Linked DNA regions of Homo sapiens: region 1 is linked to region 2. The links are chromatin loops, found by intact Hi-C in ENCODE. Cell type or tissue: natural killer cell. All regions are shown on one strand. Each heading gives the region's core, and the rest is flanking DNA. Links, peaks and the distances in the headings are about the cores only. Region 1 overlaps ZNF804B (zinc finger protein 804B). Region 2 has its middle 25 kb from the start of CLDN12.

What was found. Peaks named below come from ENCODE experiments on the same cell type or tissue, not always from the same donor. Only the 100,000 strongest peaks of a DNase experiment are listed, where the experiment ranks them.
Region 1: it touches region 2 in a loop (19-fold over the local background); 9 of 110 quality-filtered maps call a loop at or near these places.

What each region holds. Positions count from the first base shown.
Region 1 is chr7:88,782,876-88,795,713 of GRCh38, forward strand. All of the region lies in intron 1 of ZNF804B (zinc finger protein 804B), which reads left to right. It overlaps TEX47 (testis expressed 47), which reads right to left. Exons shown (of 2, transcript NM_152706.4): 1 at 12,765-12,838; 2 at 11,231-12,171. The coding sequence starts at 12,067. The coding sequence ends at 11,306. Among named protein-coding and RNA genes, the nearest start is that of TEX47, 6.4 kb to the right of the region's middle. In natural killer cell, for the core only: no CTCF peak of the experiment used is centred there; a DNase peak (open chromatin) is centred at 6,776.
Region 2 is chr7:90,422,490-90,435,327 of GRCh38, forward strand. No RefSeq gene overlaps it. Among named protein-coding and RNA genes, the nearest start is that of CLDN12, 25 kb to the left of the region's middle. RefSeq lists a silencer at 2,886-3,180. In natural killer cell, for the core only: a CTCF peak has its summit at 5,496 (motif pointing left); a DNase peak (open chromatin) is centred at 5,462.

The sequences.
Region 1 (12,838 bases), core at 2,900-10,899, 1.6 Mb before region 2:
ATTTGTGTACAAGAGGACTCTTGGGGGAAGCATCATACTTATTTCAACTTAATATTATGTGAGATCACTAAACATTTCTTCAGTTACAGAATCACTGGCACTTCTGCAAAAAGGCCAAACGTGCAAATGTCAAACTGATAATTACCTTCCCTTTATGTGGTAAAAGGAATATAGAAACTGTGGAAATCATCTCATTAAAAGGTAATATTGAGTACCTTCATAAAAATCATCCTGGTTAAAAATAATTCAAAACTTTGTCTCTTACAGTTTATTATTCAGCTCCCTCACCCCATAAGTCAACCCACTAAGCACGTGGCTAAAGTGCCAGACTTATAAATACTTGAAGTTTTTGCATGTCGTTTGTGCTTTGTGAGATTGTAGAAAGTAACAGTAATGTGTGGATTTTGGGAAAAATTCTATACCCAAAATAAGGCAGTAGAAGTGTAGTCCTGATTTCAAGGGGAGAATGAGAAAGATGGGGACTACCTCTAGCTTCCACACTCCTATTGATTAGTGCTGTGACTTTGGGCGCATCTCTACATGCTTCATTTTCCTCACTGAGACACTGGGCTGGAATAGACAGTATTAGAAGTTCCCTTAGTGTGATGTCTTCATCCATAATATCTTAGAGGTATGATAGTCATATTTCTTAAAAAATAGTACATTTTGAAAAGAGATGCTGATCATTGTCGAAGGTGAGTGATGGGTAAATAGGTTTGTTATACTACTGTCTTCACTTTTGTGAATAAAAATGTTCAGAGAAACAGGGAAAGAGAAACATAGCTGCAGAGAATCGTTACAATAATATGGGAATGGTAAAAGAGTAGATTGAACTTCCTTGCATCTTCCATCCTAAAAAACATGATACGTTAGTTTATTCTAAGAAGTTACTGCAACATAAAATGTGATATAAACGGTAGAACATAGTAGGAAATGGGAACAGAGAAGTTGGAAAAATTTCCAAGGCCCCTTGGGTCATTTTGGTTGAAATGCTTTATCATTTTGTTATGAATGTCATATAAGACATATTCATAGTCAAGTTTAATGAATATACATTTAATGAATATACATTACAAGTTTCATGAATATAATTAATGAATATACATTACAGAGATAAATGGTTCATGAATTCACCATCATTTTGGATCATGCATTATTGCTCTTTAAAGTCATTAGTTTGGAAAAGTGAGATTTGATTATAATTTGTGACTTGCTAGCATGCCCTAACTGGGCAAAAAAAGAAGTGACCTGGATAAGGGCCAAATTTCAGAGCAAAATTTATAAATACAATGTGGCTGATCCATAAAGTATATAGAACACAGGAGACAATCTGCAATTAACTGTAAAAGTTTGACCATGGAAATAGCAGTGTATTAACCCAAGGCTTGAGCTGTAACATTAGAGCTTGCACATATTCTAAACTCACTTTCTGCACAGCTTAGTTTCTTCTAGAGATTAGTGCAATTATTTATCTAAACAAATGTTTATTAAGAAGACAACATGCTGTTCCTGAGCTGTGTACATAGTCACTCGGGGACCTTTAAAGTCCAGGATTATTATACACTGCCATTCAAAACTGGATAGAGCCCTTTTACCCTGGGGCCACAATTGGACATTGAATCTCACATGAAAGGACAGAACCAACCTCACTGGAAACCAGAATAAAGAGGTGATCTTCCTTTTACCAAAAACTTTAGAATCCTAAAAGTGACCTTTATATTTTTAAATATACTCCGCACATTCACTGCCAACGGCCAAGCTTTTGGAAATACTGTCTATACTTGTTTCCTCACCAGACTCTCGCTCCTCAACCCACCAAATCCTGCTTCTGCCTCTGCCACTTTGCATAGGTCACCCTCTCCAAGTCACCAGTGACCTTCTTGTTATTAAACTTACTTTTACATTTCTTTGTTACTTGACTTTGAGGCAGAAATTGATGTTGTTGAGTATTCTCCTCTTTAGGGAATGTTCTTTTCTTTCTCTGCTTTTCTTTTTCTGCTTCTTGGCAATTTAAATTATGTTATCTTAGATTTCTTTGTAGATGGCTCTTTTTATTTTCCGTAGGCATTTCTCAAGATTTAGAATGAGGCTTTCTTCTCTGCTTATTCTATATATTTGTGTGGGTAATAGATAGCACCATTCCTGAAGTCTCAGTCATTATCCAGAAATTGATTTACAAATCTTCATGTTCTTGACAGATCTACCTATGAGCTTTGAGGAAATACATCAAACTCTGTATTGGACAGTATAACGTTGATGATTCTCAGACACCTCAAATTCGGCATGTTCAAAACGACAAACCTCATCTCACTCCCTGTGAAACCCAAACTGTTGCTCCTCCAATATTCTTGATCTTAGGGAATGGCATCTTCACCTGCCTGGTACTTCATCCTAGACTCTTTCCTCTTCTTAACATTCTATTTTCAGACAAATACCAAGGTATTGGACACGTCTCTTGATTCTTTCCACCTCTTTCTATTCAGTAAAGGACACTATAGGAGTCTGTTTTTGTACAGACTTCTATTATCTCTTTCCTAGATTGTTGTAATAGCCTCTTCTCTTAAGGTGTATCTATACAGTCTCGTTACCTAGTTCTCATCCGATCTGTTTCCCACAATTCAGAGTGGTCCTTCTATAATGCATAACTAACCATAGTATTTCTCTCATAAAAATAAAACTGCTTTCCATTTCTATTAAGATAAGGTCATGATACTTCTTTATTCCGCTTTAAATGTTTGCATAATCTGGCCCCATACCTTGCTATCCAGCCTCATCTCTTATGACTCCCCTTTGTACTTGAGGCCCTGCCTTGTAGAAATTCTTTCAGTTCTCCCAACACAGTATGCTTCTTCTTGCCTTCAGATTTTAGAATATCCCTCTGCTAGAATACATACATATATAGATAAGTACATAAAATCTCCTCTGCCAGGAACATTCCCCTCCTACTCCTTGACTTTTAATTGGCTTACTTCTATTTAACTTTCAGAAATCCCTGTGTCTTTGTTCTCTTAGAGGCATTCCTGATCCTCTAAATTAGGTGAAGTTAGGAAACCATTGTAACTTGTATATCCAGGATGACAACACTTATTATAATTGTTTAATTTCCTTTTATATGTCTGGGGTGAAGGGAGAAAGATCCTGCATGCTCTCTAAGGTAGAAATTATGCTTATTTTGCTTATGATTGTACCCCTGCTGATGCTTGGCAAAGTGCCTGACACTGTTTTTCAGCTCATCCTTGCTGAATAACTAAATGCAGAGAGAAAATAAAATGTAATATTTGTCATATACTCCCAGTACCATTTGAGAGAAATAGTGGGCAAGCTATTTCAATATAGTACCAAAGGACACCTTGGCACCTAAATTTTAATTGCAAATAGAGTAGATGCTATACCAGTGAATTTGGGGAGAGCTATAGAGAGCCCTTTATGTGTTTGTGTCTTCCATAGTCCCTAGGATATGACTCTGCATATAATGGGCAATCAATAAATAATTCTTGGATTAATGTTTGAATGACTTTTATTTGACTAAAGGAAGAAATTAAGCTCAATAAGCACTGCTGATTTTTTTTCTCTTTACTGAATGCAGATATAAGATTAAGGGGAGATGTAGGAGATTTCAGGCTAAGAATAATCTTTGGGCTAATTCCTCTTTTAGCTTAATTTATTTTAATTTATCAAACTGCTTTTATTCTGTTTTTCTTTCCTAGGAGTTCCTCACTTATATCAGAAAATACTGTTAGTGCCTAGCTATTTCAACAAAGAATAAAATTTAATATAATTTATATGACCTACACCTCATCTAAAGATAGCAATACTGGAGATATCCAACCAGGAAGGAGCAATTTTTGCTTGATAATTCCAACAAAAATTGTTTGATTTCCATTTCAATAATGAAAATATTGATAATGGCCTGTTTATGAGATTGCATAACACTTTTGATAAAAGTAAAATTAACCTTATGGAATAATTCTTACAGATATTTTAAATGATTCCTTTTTGTGATAAGACACTAAATATACAAATGAAAAAAGGCCATGGCAATTGTTTACAAGTTGCTGGCAGGAAGATGAGTGTGCACACAAACATGGCAGCAGAATTTCTAGAATGTGGTTGAGTACCATGTACAGTGAGGACAGAAAAAAGTTCCTTGAGTTTGCCAGTCTTCACAGAGGACATAATTTGATTGCTAAGCAGAATTTTGCTAAGAGAAGTGAGGAAGGGTGATAGAAGCAAAGAGCATGGAAAAATTAGGGAACTGTTAGAGAACAAAGTGTGAGAAAAGACTATGAGAAAGGAGAAAGAGACAAGAGAAAACCATAAGGTGAATCTGGGTAGCAAAGTAAGCATGGATCAGAGAATCAAGGCTTTGCAGATTATTTATTATAGAATTTTGCTTTTTATCCTGAAGGTGAAATGGAATCCATTGAATAATTTTGATCAGGGGAATAATATTTATTGAGTGCTGACTATACTCAAATTACTGTGAATTTACCTGTTAACCAAATAGTGAACTCTGTGAGTAAGTGTTTATGCACACTTCTTTAAAGATGTTCCTTCTCATTGAGTTTAAAGGCCTTATTACTAGGAGTTTACATATATATATGTGACAGATGAATCTGAGAATATTACTTAAAAGATGAGGTTTGCACAGTTTTGTTGCAGTGAATTTAACTGTTTCAAACTGTGAATTCTGTAATGAAGTGTTTAAACGTTCTTCAAAGATGTCACCATATGATGGGAACTTTACACCATTGTTTTATGGGTTAACACCAATAACTAATCGTAAAATACAGATCCTGTTATCACTCTCATTGTGCAGATGAGGAAACTGAGGTACAGAAAGGTAAAGAAACAAATTACACTTCTAAAAAGTTGTAGAACCCGGTTTCAGTTCAGCAATTTGACACCAGAGTGGCTCTCTTGATTAAACCTTCTGCTATACTGTCTTTATGTTTGATAGAAACATGACATAACTGAGAAGAGAGAGTAGGAAGAAGAAATTGGAGTGAGGAAAATGCCTAAGCAGGGCACAGAAACAAGATCAGACAATGGGAACACTGTGGAAAACAGATGAGGATTGGATTGATTGGCTGTCAATCATAAAAAGAAAGAAAGGAATCTAGGATAATTTTTGAATTTCTGACTTAGCAGCCGTTTGGAGAGTGGTTCATTTTATAGCAACAAAGAGGGTATAGGGAGGGGTAGGTTGAAGGAATGTGGCGGCAGGGAATGATGCATTCATCTAGTGCATGTGGAGGTGCAGATGCCTGTGGGGTTCCAGTGGGACTTCTTGAGAAGGCCCTGCATGAGGACTGGAGGCCAGGTGGAATTTGGTGTAGTAGTGAAGAAAACATGTAGAATTAAATCCAGAACCCCTAATCATGGCAACAAGGCCCTACATAGTGTAACCCTGGCCACTGTCACCAACCTCACTCCCCTCTTGCTTCCAGTACTCTGGTCTCTCTGGTATTCCTTCTGTCCTTCAACACACCAAGCTTGCTCCTCCCCCAGAGCCTTTACACTTGTTGTTCTGTCATATAGAATGTTCTGACCGTTACCACCCCACCTCTTTTCATTCAGATCTCAGTTTGAGAAGGCTTCACTGACCACCGAATGTAAACCAGACCCATTAGTTACTGTCAACATTATGACTTTTTTCATAGCACATGAAACCATCTGAAGTCATTTTCTCTATTTGTTTATTTGTTTTTTGTTTCCTCTTCCAGAGTATATGCTCACTGGAAACACTGGCCTTGTCTTTTTTACCATTGTATCTTCAGGGTGTAGGCAGGAATGCAAACAACATAGTTGTATAACACATATTTGTTAAATGAATTAATGAAGATACAAACATGTATTTGAAGTCATTATCTCTTAGATGGGAGTTGAGGTCATGGCATTAATTAGAATGAATTAGAGAAGTGTGCAACTAGAGTGATCAGGGAAAGAGAAGAATGCCTTGACAACACTATTATTCTCTTCATATCCTCTTTAAGGATAAATGGTAATCTTTTCAACTGAAATTACAGGTGAACTAATTCTATAAATATTCACATTCAGTTAAAAATGGTTTCTTTTTCATTTGAAATTTATATCTACTTATGCTTAAATAAAATATATTTGGTCTAAATTGTATGGAAAATCTCTTTTACATTTCTGCCTATATAGAAACATACTAGCAAAAGTATTTTAATAAATCCAAAGTCCAACCATTGTTAGAAATTAACAACTAAACAAATAACCAAAATAAAATGTATCAAAGTTGGTCTTTCAAAAATATAAGAAAACACAGAAATGGTAATAAGAACTAGTTTTTTTGTATAGCAACTCAACATGAGGCCAGCTAATATAAAATTTTTCTCAGATATTATAAACTGTCCATACCAATAAAAAGTTCTAAACTAATGAGAAAAAGTGAGTAGACAGGCATAATTTGCTTAAAGTTACTTACTTGTAGAGGAATAAAGGTCTGCATAATTAATGTGGTGAAGTTAATAATCACAAGACCCTAAATGGGAGAATACTGTTATCTTGCTTTTATTGTTACTGTTGTTACACTGTTATACCAGTATACTGTTACATTTCCTTTTACCATTGGCAAAACACCTTAATGTCTTTAGGTCTCAGAATCTTTATCTGTGGAATAAGAGGAGTCAAACAGATATTTGAAAGGTACTTTTTGGGTTCTCTCTGTATGCTCTTAAAATCTATGCACTGTTTTTACTACATACATCCTGTCCACAGGTAATCAGGAAATTTAAGTAACTGACCACAAGGGGGAGAACTTTAATTCTGCATTAAATTATTTAATACAATATGAAATGATTTGAAAGTACTTGGCTATGTGAGGTTGGTGATAGGCTGCTTCATTTCCACTTCCTTGTGGAAGTTGGGGCATTCTACTGCTAACGATAGGTTTAACTTAATTGAAATGTGGTTTTGTGTTTGTAGAGTTATGATACAGTCACTGGATGTCAAATTCTATTTGTATTAAGCAATAATGCTCCATGAAGGGATCCAGATGCCTTTTTTATTAAATTTATGATAGTAGAATGTTAGAATTCACCCTGGAAGAGTTTTTCCTTTCAAGTAATATTATTTAAGTTATTCTGCAAGAAATCTATTACCTTCTTGAATGTCAACTCTGAAACAAGCATAGGATTATCAACGGGGCAGTCTGTACTCAAGTATTCATATAAAAAGAAAAGAATTAGAATGGTGCTGGCCACATCATTTGAATGTTATGTGATCATTGGCTTTATATATATGTTCGCTGTTATATGAATATTAAATATTATATGTTCACACTGTTAAATATTCATTTTTCTGTGGGTTAAGTTATGTACTCTTATTTAAAATTTTATTTTAAGGCAACTATAGCTTTCTTTATTTTTAAAATATTTTATTTGAAGTTCCAGGTACAAGTGCAGGACGTGCAGATTTTTTACGTAGGTAAATGTATGCCATGGTGGTTTGCTGCACCTGTCTTCCCATCCCTTAGGTATCAAGCCCCACGTGCATTAGCTATTTACCCTGATGCTCTCCCTCCCCTTGCACCCCTGACAGGCCCTAGTGGGTGTTGTTTCCCTCCTTGTGTCTATGTGTTCTCAATGTTCAGCTCCCATTTATAAGTGAGAACATGAGGTATTTGGTTTTCTGTTCCTGCATTAGTCTGCTAAGGATAATGCCCTCCCTTCTCCATCCATGTCCCTGCAAAGGACATGATCTTGTTCCTTTTTCTGTATAGTATATATTCATAGTATTCCATATCACATATCACATATACATATATCACATTTTCTTTATCCAGTCTATCACTGATGGGCATTTGAGTTGATTCCATGTCTTTGCTATTGTGAATAGGGCTGCAATGAACATACGCGTGCATGTATCTGCATTCTATTATAACTTTCATTGAGTTAAGAATTACCTTATCAGTCATACTAAGGCTTAAAAGTTTACATTTTGGATTTCATTAAGCTAAATTTGTAAGGTATAAATGTAAGATTTCTGGATTTTATCAAATGTACCCAAACATACACAGCTAAATGAGTCCAATTTAAAGACATTATATCAGTGACCTATATAAGTATCTCAATAACTCATTTGTTACTGAAGACAATTTGTACTTCCCCTTAGAAGCATTGTCACGCTCTTTTTAATATGTTCAGTGACAGCAGATCTGTCTTTGAGAGTGAGTATAAATTAAAAAAATTCTATCAATGGAGATCAAATCTTAAAGTTACTAATTAAGTTGGAGTATAACAATAATTTGGAGATCAAAAATTAGATATAATTAAAATATTTAAGCTCCCTTTGATTTATAAACCTCCTTTATTCAACTGCCAAAGGGTCCCAAAATGTTTTCAGCAATGGTGTTGCTACCTGGACAAATATAAATCTTCCTGAAGTGACTCCTATACGGGGTAAATTTATTTGAATACATTCATTCTGATGTGTTCACAAAAATGAACAAATAACTATATAAATGAAATTGTTTATAGTCACACTGTGTTTATTTTCCAGTTATTTTCATAGTGAGCCTTCATGAATTCTTTAAAATTACGATATGCTAAGTAAATCAGCAATTTTATCGTTGAGAGATATTCTATAACTTCTTCCAAAAATGATTAAGATTGTTAATAATTCTCTTTTTGGCTTAGTGAATTAGGTTTCTATTGGTATTCTCACACCAAAAAGTATTATAGACCCATAAAAAATCTATGCCAGGCAGTGTGTTGAATATACCCCCTATTGCTACTTGTACACCCAGTGACTAGCACAGTGATTGGCCTACTAGTACATTTTTACCAGTAGCTATCCAATAAATTTTGGTACATAAATTAATGAATAATAAGTGATACAAAGAGCTTATACACGTATATATTATTTTTCCCATTACATATGTATTATTTTTCCACAGTGCTGCGTAATCATTCACCCAAACCTTAGTGGTTAAATAAACAATAATCACTAATGTTCACAGAACTCTGATTTGGGCAGGACTCAGTGGAAACAGCTCATTTCTTCTCCACACAATGTCAACTGAGCTGGCTTCCCAGGTTTACTGGAAGCCTGGGGTCTGGGGTCACCTGAAGTCTCACTCACTCACATGTCTAGTGGATGATAGGGGCTGTTGGCTGCGACCTTAGCTGGGGATGTTGTCTGAAATTGCTGGATTGCTCACAGCATAGTGTTTGAATTCCAGGAGCTAGCATTCAAGTGAGCAAGGCAAAGTGCACATTTTTATGACCTAGCCTTCGAGATCACACGGAATAACTTCTTTTGTATTTTATCGGTTAAGGCAGTCACAGAAGAGGTCTGCCTGCATTCAAGGGGAGAGAGTTAGAAGCCACTACACAATGGGAGGAATATCAAGCTCATGTTGTAAGAAAGGCATGTGGGATTGGATATATTGCAGTAACCATTTCTGGAAAATACAATATGCCATATTTTCTGATTTATAAATATATAATTTTTATCCAAAATTCAAACTTCTATTCACTAGATAACTTTAGAAAATAATATTCCCAAACAAAATTCACCCTGCTAAAGGAATTCTATCTGATCCAATAAACATTTATTATCCATTATTCTCTTACATATGCTCGTCTTCTCTCCCAAACCACTTTCACATTCATGCTAATCCTGGACCAAGGATTGTATCTTTGTTGAACGTTTTCTCTATTCCTTTTTTGCTGGGAAAATATTTACTTACGTTTCCAGTCAGTTTATCACTAATCATTTACTATTGACATGCCCCTGTGTCTTTTTCACAGTTCAAAGAATAGACAGCATAATGCTGTTTAATATTAGGTGTTTTTTTCTAAATTGATATAAATTTTGAAAGTTATATACTCTTTCTTAGCTAGAAGAATTCTCATTTTATCTTAAACATTTTTTTCTGTTACTAACTTGAAAGAAACTTCAGTTAAAACTGAAAAATACCATTCTAATTAATGAAGTATTACAAAATTTGGAAAATAGAATGGTCTTCCCTAAAATTTGATTCTGTTATGTAACAATGATGCATATCATTTTTGTTTATTATATACATTTTGTTTGTTACATACAATTTGGTCAGTATTTTCATATGCAGAACAAAATTTTCTTCAAATGAAAAATTGAGGTGCACACTGAGATTGGTTTGTCCTCAAAGAAGCTAAAAATGAAAAAAAAATAATAAAAAATAAAACTATAATGATAAGTATTTTCTCCATTAACTCCAAAGTTGGTTTCGTAAGATGTTAAGGTGATTTGGGACAAATATCATTGCAGTTTTCAAAATATTGATGTCAATTAATTGTTTAAACAAGCTAAAAACTTTTAAACAATGCAAAAAATATTCATCTGGATAAAAGAAGGGATCAACTTGAAATTGGTCACATAGAAATTATATATAATTAGTTGCTTTCTAGAAAGTGAATTGAGAAAATAACCAGATTGTTTATTTTACATAAAATCATTTAGAAGTAAGTGTTAATAGTGGGCAGATAATGTTTTCTGTGTACCCTGCCATATTCCTCAGTGCCTGGCAAATGTTTGTAACATAGAGGGATGTTCAATAAATGATGTTGCATGGAGTAGCACAATGCCACCTGATAATGTATTTTCATTTCATTCCGAATAGCTATTGTTTTCTGTAGCTTTATAATGGTCTCAATATTCTTGATTATATAGGCCAGAATATGTGGGCTTTGGAAATATTTTCAATAATTAGATTTTGTTTTCTGAATGCAGGAATTATACAGTGATTATTCCTTTACTTGTGCTCTCAAAGCCCTTCCTATATACTGCTACTATAATGATATATTATATTACATTATATGTCATATCGTAACTACTTCTACATGTACTTGCCTCTAACCTGAGGTTGCAAGCAACTCAAGGGTGGGATTTTTCTTCTCGATTTTGTACCCTCAGAACACTATACTTCTGCTATGTAGTAGTGACTGTTTATTAACTCTTGAGGGATTGGATGATAATCTGAATTCCGTTTGTCTTTTTTCAGCCATACTTTTTTTTGAAAAGTGTCAATTCATGAAAATGATGTTAATATTTGAGAGCTTATGATAAACTTATTAAACCCATCTACCTAGTAAAATAATGTATTGAACTTAATACCACAACAAATAGATACATTTTAAAGTTTAGCTCAACATACTCTATAAAGATTAATATATTACCTCTGTGTATATTGCAATGTTCTGTTTCTTTTAAAAGACACCAGTAACTTTAAAAATGTTTTTTTTATTTAAGTAGCACAAACTCCTTAAGAGACATGGGCACATTATCCCTCTCAATCCTAGAAACGTGAAGGAGCAGGCCATACCACCTCAGAATCCAGAGTGATGTGTATGGGTCTATTATACATGTTTATAAATGTTGCCGGGTCCATGAATTCTTCGGATTTGCACAAGTACTTTATGATTTGTTCTGGGAGGAGTAGGTCAGGTGCAACTTGGTGTAAGTTATCGCCTGGTCCTTTAGTGCCTACTTTCATAGTCTGGCAAAGGTAGAGTGACAGTTTATGAGTTTGTGTGAGAAAATCTGTGATGACCTCCTTTAGGGACTGTGACTGTGTCACATCGTCGAGATACATAACTGGAACTTTTATCACTGAAACATGCCATTGCATAAAAAGCCTCATTGGAATGTTATGAGAAATGACTATAATTTTCATTTGTTGAATAAAAAATACTGTTTCATCTTTGACATGGCCAATATAATCTAAAAGAACTTTGTAGAGAGTGTCGCTGGAGGACTCGAGGATATGCAGAATGGAAGTGGGATAGATGAGCAGCAATCCTGTCACTGCTTCTCCTAGGTGATGTTTCAAAACTGACTGAAACATTTGTTCATAGTAGTCAGCAACATCTTTTCTTTCTACATTTGCTTGTATCTTGGCCACTAGAAACATCCTATCAAGAAGGAATTTCTTTAGGTGTAGTCGTTGTTTCTCTTCTTGAAAGTGCAGGTAATTGCTACGTGGGACTTGGAGAAAAAGAAGAGGTTCCAGTGGCAAAGGCCTTTTGCTGCCCTTCTGGTTATGGACCGAAAAGGACATGAGGAGTCTTATTTATTTTTCCAGATGATTCCAGCTTTTAGCTTATCATAATATTTATGCTGCCAGGGTACCTCTTTACTGATGAACTCGTGTTTTTATTTCTTCTGACAAAAAAAAAAAGAGTAAATCACGGTTTGTCAAATGTTACTAAATAGTAAAATCCCAATCTTTTGCCAGTTTTATCAGGAAACAATGTATTTGAAATGAAAGACAATGTTAAAACAATACTCAAACTATAGACTTTTTTAAAAGTTTACAACGAAAGAGTTAAATAATATCCTAGGAAAAAACTTTGTAAATGTCATGTAATGGTGATTACAGATTGTCCTTTATAAGCCAAATTTTTTAAAAATGGTATTTTATGGTAATTCTTCCAGTTTCTTTTACAAATCTAACTGATCTATAACTTTTAAAAAAAAATCCAAGGCTTTTTAAGTCCTAATTAGCTTATGTAACCTTTAGTCATGTCACTAATAGTTAATAATGTTCCTTGAATAATAACAGTAAACATTTCAAGGGAAAAGTTTTGGTTCTTTGTTTTTTCTCCTATCGACGAATCTCAGAAATGATTCATTTCTCCCCCCTTTATTTGTTTTCTTGTTGTTTTTGTTGTTGTAAGGGCTACATGAAAGTATTCTGCTACTTTAACTTACTCTGCTTACAAATCTCCTCAATTTTTTTTTCCAGGTCAACTTACCATTTTTCTTTTTTTTCCTGTGCTTCTGTCACGCACCTGTCCTCGAGGCCCTACTTGTCCTCCATCAGGCTCCC
Region 2 (12,838 bases), core at 2,104-10,103:
GCCAGGATTCTCATGGCTTCTTATTGCAGTTGCAGCCAAAATAGAGACTACGAAAATTAACAATCCTCTTAAATATTAGCTGCTTCTTGTAAGGTAGTTGTTTTTCATGATTCCACACCAGAAACAAGGAAGTCAATGAATTTTCCCAATTCTTTTAAGAAGATATTAATGTGAGTAAAATACACAATTTAAAATACCTGATGCCCTTTCTGATAGCCTGGAGCAAAGGATGTTTCCACTGTTCCCACTGTCAAAGCAGCAGGTCTATTCCAGCCCCCAAATAGCTGTGGTCAGAGAAACTTACTTCCTTGTTTATTACTTCTAAAGGTAGAGTGATATTGGAGCACCAATTTACCAAACCCAAACCAAACTGTAAGTACTACCTTGATGGGCTGAAGTAGTCCCTATTGTGGGGAGAGGATATGGAGCTGAGACAGGCCCTGACATTACACAGGGTTGAGATGATGTACCTCAAAACCAATGCCCATGACACTGTCTAAATACAGCCTATTCTTGTTATTCATTGTACTTATTTTCTGTAAAGTAGCCACGCATACTGAATAAGTGAGCACTGAACCATTGTTCTTAGAGGAGATACAGGGTTAAGTCACAATCTTTGGTCACATTTTCGTCAGTTGGCCAGTACATAATCTTGTTTTATGAGTGTTTCTGTTTAAAGACACTTTATTTAATGTATATTCTTGAGTCATTATTGTTGAACTCATAACCAATAGCACTATAACTCATGCCTAAAGGAAGCTTATGTAATGCACACATTTTCCCTATGATGCACATCACAGTCTTCTCCTGCTTGGGAACGCTAAGACAGCACTTCCAAACTGCACTTGGGGGCCATTTTAAACAAAATCACCAATAAAAATTACAAAAACATGAAAAATGTGGCACTTGTTTTTGGTATGAGAGCTTGTGGGAAGTCAGGAACCCCCGAATGGAGAGACCAGCTGAAGCCATGGCAGAAGAACATAAATTGTGAAGATTTCGTGGACATTTATTAGTTCCCCAAATTAATACTTTTATAATTTCTTATGCCTGTCTTTACTGCAATCTCTGAACATCAATTGTGAAGATTTCATGGACACTTATCACTTCCCCAATCAATACCCTTGTGATTTCCTATGCCTGTCTTTACTTTAATCTCTTAATCCCATCATCTTCATAAGCTGAGGAGGATGTATGTCCCCTCAGGACCCTGTGATGATTGCGTTAACTGCACAAATTGTTTGTAGAGCATGTGTGTTTGAACAATATGAAATCTGGGTACCTTGAAAAAAGAACAGGATAACAGCAATGTTCAGGGAACAAGAGAGATAACCTTAAACTCTGACTGCTGGTGAACCAGGTGGAACAGAGCCATATTTCTCTTCTTTCAAAACAAATGGGAGAAATATCACTGAATTCTTTTTCTCGACAAGGAACATCCCTGAGAAAGAGAATGCGTCCCTGAGGGTAGGCCTCTAAAATGGCCACTTCAGGGGTGGCCGTCTTTTATGGTCGAAGCTTAGGGATGAAATAAGCCCCAGTCTCCCGTAGCGCTCCCAGGCTTATTAGGACCAGGAAATTCCCACCTAATAAATTTTGGTCAGACTGGTTGTCTGCTCTCAAACCCTGTCTCCTGATAAGATGTTATCAATGACAATGCATGCCCAAAACTTCATTAGCAATTTTAATTTCGCCCCGGTCCTGTGGTCCTGTGATCTCACCCTGCCTCCATTTGCCTTGTGATATTCTATTACCTTGTGAAGCACGTGATCTCTGTGACCCACACCCTATTCTTACACTCCCTCCCCTTTTGAAAATCACTAATAAAAACTTGCTGGTTTTGCCGCTTGTGGGGCATCACGAAACCTGCCAACATGTGATGTCTCCCATGGACACTCAGCTTTAAAATTTCTCTCTTTTTTATTCTATCCCTTTATTTCTCAAACCAGCTGACACATAGGGAAAATAGAAAAGAACGTACGTGAAATATCAGGGGTGAATTTCGCCTGATATCTGGCTGAATTTCCCCCGATAAGACCTGAAATGAAGACAGAGTATTGCCATCTTAGACCTCAACTGGGAACATGCACATCAGGCCATTCAAGTTTCTATGGCTCTGTGCATGTCCAAGAGTGGCCATGAAAGTACAGTGAGTATTGATTTGGGAGCTACGAATACATTTTAGTGAGTAGGCAAATTTGCACATGTGGAATCCACAAATAGTGAAGATCAATTGTACATAGAAGTGTACATGGTACATGTACTTGTACATGTACAAGTGTACGTGGTAGAGGAAGTGATTCCACTACCTTAGTGGACTTGAAGAGAAAACACATCCAGATTGTTGGTTGAGAGATGCACGTACATGTGACATTGGGCAGTATCTCTCACATCATTTACAAGTAGGATGCAGCAGAGATACCATGAAGTCAGAAGAATTGAGATTTCTGTGGTTTCAGGTCTTTGTCTTACTAGCTGGGCAACTTTGAGTAGGTGTCTGAAAACTTCGTTTCTCAGTTTCCACATGTGTTAGTTGAGAACAATAATCATCTTTCAAAGTGAGATTGTGAGGGTGCAGTGGGTTTTTCTTTAAGTTCTGGCTTACTGTTACTTAATTTAGGGGCTAGGATTGAAGACGGTGAATCAGGTGTCATATTGTGTTTTAGAATATTCCTTTGTATATGGTTTGTCTCCCCAGAAAGAAAAGCAGATGCCAAGTCCATACTAATATTTGGATTAGGGTAATGAGTATGTTTTCATTCAAAATGCATTATGAATCCAAGGGAATAGAATATAACCATAAGCATTTTCTGGTTAAACTGGCCATCCTAATTAAGATAAAGTAATTGAATCAATAGTTTTAAGGCCTACACTAACTTATACCAGGATTTTAAGAGCAAAATAGGAACGAGAAATAACAACTTCTGATATGTTAGCCTCAAAGGAAGAGCCCAACAAAAAGTTGGCTCCACTGTGTTGGACAGCAGTTGGGGTAGGTGGAGGAGACACATTAAAAAGACCCAACCCTCAGCCCAGACTGGAACTACTGCGCTGTTCTTCTATCATGTTGAAGACACACCCTAACCTTTCAATTCTGGGACAGGAAATATGAAATGTACACATGTGAGTCATGGGCCAGGAAGAACCTTTTATATTTCATCAGTTAGCCTCCATGTCCACCCTTTGGAGATGTATGCCAGAGCTGTAAGTGTTCTGCTCCCAGGCTAGGGATGGGGGAGAGGGTACTGGGCATTTATGCCATTCTATCTTTTTAGATAAAAATTTGTTCAAAACTCAATACTCAGACTTACTTTCCTCATCTTGAAATGCCTAAGGCTAAAGAATATGTAATTTAGTTCATTTAGATAGACTAGAAAAAAATTGTATATCAAAACAAAAAATAATTCTTCATGAAAAAATAAAATAACATGTAAACCTGCTTTTAAAAATTGTAGAATGCTCCGTGGACAGAAAATATTAGGAATTGATTGGTGTCTATAAATAACATACATATATACATAATGGAATACTATTCCACCATAAAAAGGATGAAGTGTCTTTTGCAGCAATGTGGATGGAACTGGAGGTCATTATCTTAAGTGAAACAAGTCAGACACAGAAAGTCAAATCCCACATGTTCTCACTTATAAGTGGGAGCTAAATAATGTGTACACATGGATATATAGTGTGGAATAGTAGACAATAGAGACTCAGGAAGGTGAGGGAGTGGAAGGGGGTTGAATGGTGAGAAATTACTTAATGGGTACAATATACATCATTTGGGTGGTGGATACCCTAAAAGCCCTGACTTTACCACTGCAACATCTATCTGTGTAACGAAATTACACTTGTACCTCATAAATACATACAAGTAAAAAAAACCACTCTTATACATGTTACTCTGTTCATACAATTTCTTTCAAATGGAAGATATCTAAAAAACAGCTGTGTCTTCAAGTTTGGTATTCCACATCTTCATTTGCCAAGATGAGGCCTTTTCTACTCTGTTCATTGTCATTATTTTATTTTATCTCGATATAAAACTAAGTTAAGGCGCGACTATTGCTAAATGTTATCACCTAACACTATTGATTCACTTTCCTGTTTAATCTCTATCACCTACTCTTTTCTTTAAAAAAATTATTTTAGGTCAGGCGCGGTGGCTCACGCCTGTAATCCCAGCACTTTGGGAGGCCGAGGCGGGTGGATCACGAGCTCAGGAGATGGAGACCATCCCGGCTAACACGGTGAAACCCTGTCTCTACTAAAAATACAAAAAAAAATTAGCCGGGCGTGGTGGCGGGCGCCTGTAGTCCCAGCTACTCAGGAGGCTGAGGCAGGAGAATGACGTGAACCTGGGAGGCGGAGCTTGCAGTGAGCGAGATCGCGCCACTGCACTCCAGCCTGGGTGACAGAGCAAGACTCCATCTCAAAAAAAAAAAAAAAAAAAAAGATTATTATTTTATGGCCAAATACTTATTTAGCCCTACGTCTACATGCAATTCTTATATTTGGAACTTCTTAATCAGAAACTAAATGTGGATTTGGTTTGAATGCTTGTTTTAATGATTAGTTTATTATGAGTACAGGAACAAATAAGTGATATCTGTTTCCTCATCTGTTTGTGATGATTTATTTTACATTAGCATAAAGTATGCAGCTCTATGTGAGAGCATCAGGAAGCATCTGTGATGATATGGATTTTGATAAGCTAAATGTTATCTAGGGCCTTAGGTTTTCTCATGTTTTCACATTTCTCAGTAGTAAGGTCACACTGAGTTGTGTCATATTTAGCTTAAGGGACACCAGAGTGAACATAAGAGCCCAGGCTAAAGCCACCTCTTCCTAGTGCACTGTCACCCACCCTGTCCCTTTTCCTGGGCATCTGTCTTATATTTTATTCACCGTGGGCCTCGTTCTTGTTTAAAACCCAAAGAATCTTTAAAACGATTCAGCAATAGTACTTGAGGGGGTCACTCCACGCAGAGATATTTTACAGTTTAAAATGCCACTCCTATAGGGTTGGCTGAAGCCAAAGGTTTTTTAAAACTATATAGAAAAATAAAAAATAAATGCCACTTCTAAAGATTGGAAACTTTAACCTCCCCACAATGAATCTTCAGTGGTGAGATTTCAGGTGACAAACATGTTAGAGGTGAGATTCTCTGAAGCCTGAGTTCCCCCGAAAGCCCCCAGATCACACCATATGAACCTACCCAATTTTAGCGTTTTTAAGAGACTAAAGCCTCATGAAAGCATATGAAAACTCACTGAGATTTCTTTAGATATCTAAAAGGCATTTTGAAGATCATTTTGTTATGTGGCAAACTGTCCTTGTTTTAGAGTTGTGCTGGGTGGCATGTATAAGAACTACTTATTTTAAAGTGAAGGACTACATAACAAAAGTATTCCCAATTTGATTTATACACCTGGCTATAGCTTTATTTCTGTGGAACAATCATGACATCTAGTGGCTAACCTAAGTAATGCCAAGAAATGGTTTCATACGCTATTTTCCTTAGCTAAATCCACTTAAATGAGAACTTGCTATTCAAATACTGTAATAAATATCCTTGTACATTTTATATACTTAACTATATGAGATAAAGATGGAGAAGTAGAATTTCTGAGTGAAAGGATATGTGTACTTAGAATGCTGATGTTGCCAATTCACCCTCCCAAGAAGTTTGTACCAATTCGAACTTCCATATTTCTTCTCATCATCCCAACAATGAGTATTATCAAATATGTTAATTTTTGTTTTAGTCTTTATTTTTTATTTTTTATTTTTTTTGGAGACGGAGTCTCGCTCTGTCACCCAGGCTGGAGTGCAATGGTGCGATCTCGGCTCACTGCAAGCTCCGCTTCCCGGGTTCACGCCATTCTCCTGCCTTAGCCTCCCAAGTAGCTGGGACTACAGGCACCCGCCACCATGCCCAGCTAATTTTTTTGTATTTTTAGTAGAAACGGGGTTTCACCGTGTTCGGCAGGATGGTCTCGAACTCCTGACCTTGTGATTCGCCCGTCTCGGCCTCCCAAAGTGCTGGGATTACAGGCGTGAGCCACCGCGCTTGGCCAGTCTTTATTTCTTAATGAATGAGAGAGCTTATCTTTTTATGGCTCCCCCACCCCCCGCCTCTGCCCCACCATTTTTCTCCTTTCTTTCTTTGTTTTTTATTTTCTTTGGCCATTGGTATTTATTTATCAGTGAAGCGCCAACATACATATTCATCCCATTTTTTAAAGATTTACTGGTTCATAAGCATCTTGTTTGTAAAAGGTTTTTGCATATTGAAGAAATGTACTGTCATTTGCATTGAAAATATTTTTCTTAGTTTGCTTTGTGACTATTTTTTGCTTTGTAAAGTTTTTAATGTTTATATAGTCAGGTATATCAGGATTTTCCTTTTTTGTTGTTGTTGAGACAGAGCCTCACTCAGCTGTCCAGGCTGGAGTACAGTGGCATGATAATAGCTTACTGCAGCCTCAATCTCCCAGGCTTAATCAAACCTCCCACCCCAGCCTCCCAAGTAGCTGGGACTACAGGCGTGTGCCACCACACCCTGCTATTTTTTTTCTATTTTTAGTAGAGATAAGATCTCACTATGATATCCAGGCTGGTCTCGAATTCCTGGGTGCAAGTAATCCTCCTGCCTCCAAATTGCTGGAATTACAGGTGTGAGCTACTGTGTCCACTACTAGTATTTTCCTTTATAGTTTTAGTTTCATGTCATATTTAAAATGTCCATCTCCTCTGATATGGTTTGACTGTGTCCTCACCCAAAACTCACCTTGAATTGTCATCTCCACATGTCTGGGACAGAACCAGATGGAGATAACTGAATCATGGGGGTGGTTTCTCCCATACTGTTCTCATGGTAGTGAATAAGTCTCATGAAATCTGATGGTTTTATAAATGGAAGTTCCCCTGCACAAGCTGTCTTGCCTGCTGCCATGTAAGACGTGACTTTGCTCTTCCTTCACCTTCTGCCATGATTGTGAGGCCTCCCCAGCCATGTGAACTGTGAGTCCATTAAACTTCTTTCCTTTATAAATTACCCAGTCTTGAGTATGTCTTTATTAGTAGCATGAGAAGGGACTAATACATCCTCTCCCAGAGGACAAAAATTAAAAATATTGTATGTTTATTTATGTAACATAATCATGTATGTTATTTAGTTTTAGTTTTTACATTTAAGTCTTTCATCTATCTATTAATAGCATTTTAGTGAAACAGGGTAGGCAGGGATTTGACTTTATTCTTACCCTAGCAATGTAGAGGAGATTGGTAAATTTAAGTATAGCTATTAAAAACATTGAGTGTAGGTATCTGTACTAATGAGAAAAGATGTCAAAAATATGCAAAGGATAAGAAGACATTAGGAAAATGGCAGATAAGAGACAGAACTAACATGCAGCTACCACTTGGATGGACAAAACAGTGCGTGGAGACTCATATTGTGAACTTTTGCTCCAAGACCCACTGCAGGAACATACCAGGAAAACAAATAATTCACAGACCCTTTGAAAGAAGCGGCTTTGGCCGGGCGCGGTGGCTCACACCTGTAATCCCAGCACTTTGGGAGGCTGAGGTGAGCGGATCACGAGGTCAGGAGTTTGAGACCAGCCTGGCCAACATAGTGAAACCCTGTCTCTACTAAAGATATAAAAAATTAGCCGAGTGTGGTGGTGCATGCCTGTAATCCCAGCTACTAGGGATGCTGAGGCAGGAGAATCGCTTGAACCTGGGAGGAAGAGGTAGCACTGAGCTGAGATCGCGTCATTGCACTCCAGCCTGGATGACAGGGCGAGACTCTGTCTCAAAAAAACAAAAAAGAAAGAAAGAAGAGGCTTGCCACTGCAAACTCTGTAAGATAACTGAACAAATGGTGAATTCCCAAAATGTGAGAGGGGAAAACTCTGCCTCTGAATATATATCCCTACTGGGGAACCTGAATATCCAGATCATGGGTGAAGGATTTAACCTTACCTAGAGCTGAAACAGCTTTAGGGAGCTGAGTGAAATATAAAAGTAGAAGAAGCAACGAGAAGAGCCCTGTAGGTACTCCTGGTCCCCAGCTTTATCTCACAGGGGTCCTTGGGGAAGGCAGCTAGCAGAATTGGGAAGGGGTCACAGGGTGAAGGAAGCTTCTAGCTGAACTTTGTAATAATTTCGAATGAGCACAAATTTTCCTGAGCAGAATCCAGGGGTATGAACAGGAAGTGCAGATACAAGCACAGGAGGCACAACCAAAGGAATAGGCAGGCAGGGAGGGCAAGGCCTAAGAGCCCTACTTGCTTTCTCAGCAGGGAGGCTTGTAGCCTGGGGCAAGATCTCAGCCCTGCTTGCTAACTGCCTGGATATAAATTCAGTGCTGTTGGCCGGGCACGATGGGAGTGGGACTGGCCTTGCTGGTTGTGTGGAAGTTGGGTGAGGTCTGTCACTACCGGCTTTTTCCCACTTCCTTGGCTACCTGTATGACACAGCAGAGGCAACCATAATCTCTATGAGAACATAACTCCATTGGCCTGAGAACCACCCTTCCATCCCCTACAGTGGCCATAGCAAGTCTCGCCCAAGAAGAGCCGGAGCTCAGACCTGGCTAACTCTGCCCCAACCTGATGGTATTTCTTTACTGACCCTGCTAGCTGAAGACAAAAGACATAAACTGTTGGGAGCTCTATGGCCTTGCTCATGGCCTGAGAAACCTGAGAACTTATCCTGGGCAATGTAGGGGAAGCTTGTATCCCCCTCCTACTACTGCAGCTGGTGCTGTCTTGAAAGAGGCATCTCCTGGCTGGAAGCCAACCAACTCAAGCCATTACAGCAACTCATAACAGAGCAACCCCACTCCAAAGAAGGAGAAAACAACAGCTAATTCCACCACCTGCAACACCTTGGCTAACCAGAAGTCCTGAGTCTGTCCACATGACAACTTCACTGCTAGCATAACCAGCATTTGAGAAAGCCAGCACACTACACATATCTACAACCAAGGACTCTCACAGAATCTACTTTACTCCCCTGCCACCTCCACTGGAGCAGGTATCCATGGCTGGGAGACCTGAAGACAGATCACATCACAGGACTCTTTGCTGACAACCCTAGCACAAACCTGGAGCCTGGTAGCTCTGCTGGGGGTTAGACCCAGAAGAGCAATAACAATCACTGCAGTCCGCTCTTCAGAAGCCCCATTCCTAGGGGACTGGGGAGAGCTTCATATCAAGGGATCACCCTCTAGGACAAAAGAATCTGAACAGAAGCCCTTGAGCTCTAGATCTTTCTACTGAAACTGTCTACCCAAATAAGAAGGAATCAGAAAAGTAATTCTGGTAGTATGACAAAACAAGTTCTATCACACCCCCAAAAGATCACACTAGCTCTCCAGCAATGGATTCAAGGCAAGAAGAAATCTCTGAATTACCAGATAAGGAATTCAGAAGGTTTATTATTAAGCTACTCAAGGAGGTACCAGAGAAAGGTGAAAAACAACTTAAAGAAATTTAAAAAATAATACAGAATATGCATGAGAAAGTCTCCAGAGAAATAGATATCATAAAGAAAAGACAATCACAACTTTTAGAAATGAAAGACACACTTAGAGAAATTCAAAATACCCTGGAAAGTTTCAACAATAGCATCAAACAAGTACAAGAAAGAACTTCAGCACTTAAAGACAAGGCATTTGAATTAACCCAATCTGACAAAGACAAAGAACAAATTTAAAAAATGAACAAAGCCTCCAAGAAATTTGGGATTATGTTAAATGACCTAACCTAAGAATAATTGGTGTTCCTGAGGAAGAAGAGAAATCTAAAAGTTTGGAAAACATATTTAAGGGAATAATTGAGAATAATAGAAATCTAGACATCCATATACAAGAAGCTCAAAGAACACCTGGGAAATTATCATGAAAAGATCATCACTTAGGCACAGAGTCACCAGGTTATCTAAAGTCAAGACAAAGGAAAGAATCTTAAGAGTTATAAGGCAAAAATATCAGGTAAACTATAAAGGAAAACCTATCAGATAAACGGCAGATTTCTCAGCAGAAACCCTACAATTCAGAAGGAATTGGGGTCCTATCTTTAGCCTCCTTAAACAAAATAATTGTCAGCCAAGAATTTTGTATTGAGTAAAAGTAAGCTTCATAAATGAAGGAGAGATAAGTCTTTTTCAGACAAATGCTGGGGGAATTCACCACTACCAAGCCAGCATTAAAGGAAATGCTAAAAGGAGTTCTAAATCTTGAAACAAAACCTCAAAATACACCATAATAGAACGGTCACAGGATCCTTAGGGGTGTCACTTCACCAGCCAGAAACCTCTGTGGCTGGTGGTGTTTCTGCTTGAGTTTTGTTCATGCCTCCTGGGCTCAGCAGGCTGCACTCAGCTCAAGCTACTGGCTCGGATCCCATGCCTGCCAAGGGCGAGCCAGGCATGCGGCAGGGAGGAGTGTGTGAGTGAATGAGCACAGGTTCCCGCCACTGCACACAGCCAGGTGCACTGGCTGCTGTGGCGGGGCGGGCAGCTTCAGGTGCCGGCACAGTCACTGGCTCCATGCGAGGCTGTGGCTGGACCAGATGTACTGCAAGTGGCCTCTGCTCTGGGCACCAGTGTCTAGACAAGGGGAATGCAGTGGGACCTGAAAGCTCGGAGACACCAAAAACCACAGAGCTCCAAAGAGGGTGTTACAGCATGTCACAGCCCTGGCTTGAGGAGCCCTGAGGTCTGGGTTCCCAGAAGGGCTGCATTTCTTCTCTCCTTCTTGTTACTCACAGCACAGTGAGCAGGGAGATGTGTTTTGTGGGGGCATGTTTCAGCCTGTTTGTGTTACAGCTCTTTCAGTCCTGCCATCTCACTCCAGCCCATGACTCCTGGGCTGGCCTAGCCCCACCACTGCTTCCCATTGTGTGGGGCGCCACCTGGCATTGGCAGAGAGCAGGAGAGCTATAGTGTTACAGCAGCTCTGGCTCAGGGAATCCAGAAGGGTTGCCACTCTTCACTCCATAATTCAGGAGCATGTCACCACCTGCAGCTCATTGAGCCAGGCAGGAACGTGTTACAGCTCCTTTCACTTCCACTGTTCGGCAGGTCCTGAGTTCTTGTCTCATGTCCAGGAAGAATGAGGTTACATGGACAACTGGAAGGTGAGCAACACAGAGAGGAGCTTTATTGAGCAACACAACAGCTTTTAGGAGACCCAAAGTTGGTAGCTCCTATTCACAGGCAGGTTGTCTCAACCAGTGTTTGAGTCTGGCTGAGTCTGGGGTTTTTATGTGCTCAGAATGGAGGAAGTGCATGCTGATTGGTCCATGTGCAGCCATGGGCAGGCCATCTTATTGGCCGAAGGGCATCAATGAAGTTCTCACTCTGGGTCATGAACTCCACCCAGAACTGGCAGCCCAACCCCCAGGCTTCAGGCTGTCCCTAACTTAAGGGTGGGGTTTCACCAGGGACCTGCCCCTTCTCACCTAGGAAACTGTCTACCTCTTGCCACCATCAACATACCATCCACAGCACCCAGGCTGTCTATGCCCGGGGTGCCTGCAGGCCTGCACCAAGGTGCCCTCAGCCCCCTGACCTTCCTCCTGTGCTCATTAGCACCCAAAGTCTGGACAGGGCCAAGGTAGCAGGAGGCTGGCATGTCAGCACTACCGAGTGCACACACACGTGGCGGGGTTGCAACAGCACCCAGGTTTGTCTGCAACTTTGCTCCACACCAGGGTTGGCACCAGCAATGGGGAGAGGCTAGGGAGTGGGATCAGGCACTTCTGAGCCTGCAGAGGCAGGGGCTTCCCAGGCCCCTGGGAATGCAGGGATGCCTAGGTCTGGAGCCATGGCTGGATGGATACAGCTGCACCCAGGAGCATGGGCTCCCACCTTGCCAACTTGGTAGGGTGCAGGGCTCCCGCTGGGATCACCTGTTCCTGATCCCCACCAGCTCTGCAGAGTGCGCAACCCTGACCATACCTCCCCCATTGCAGCTGTTGTCCTCACAGTAGCCACTCCAGATGGGCTGCCACCACCATCAGAACTCCCTTAAAGCATAAATCTCACAAGGCCTATAAAACAATAACACAATGATAAAAAACAAACAAACAAGGCATTCAGGCAACAGCTAGCATGATGAATAGAATGTTACCTCACATCTTAATACTAACATTTAAGGTAAATGGCCTAAATGCTCCACTTAAAAGATTCAGAATGGCAGAATGGATAAAAATTCACCAACCAAGCATCTGGCTTCTTCAAGAGACCTGCCTAACAGATGAGGACTCACATAAACTTAAGGTAAAAAAGGTAGAAAAAGATATTCCATGCAAATGGTAGCCAATAGTGATCAGGAGAAGCTATTTTTATATCAGACAAAACAGACTTTAAAGCAACAACAATTAAAAAAGACAAAGAGGGACATTATATAAAGATAAAAGGATCAGTCCCACAGGAAAATATCACAATCCTAAATATATATGCACGTAACACTGGAGCCCCCAAATTTATAAAACAATTACCATTAGACTTAAGAAATAAGATAGACAGCAACATAATAATAGTGGGGGTCTTCAATACTCCACTGACCACACTAGACAGTCATCAAGACAGAAAGCCAACAAAGAAACAATGAACTTAAACTACGAATGGACTTAACAGATATTTACAGAACATTCTACCCAACAACTGCAGAATATACATTCTTTTCATCAGCACATGGAACATTCTCCAAGATTGTCCATGTGATAGGCCACAAAACAAGTCTCATTAAATTTAAGAAAATCAAAATTATGTCAACTACTCTCTGAGACCACAGTGGAATAAAATAAATTAACTCCAAAA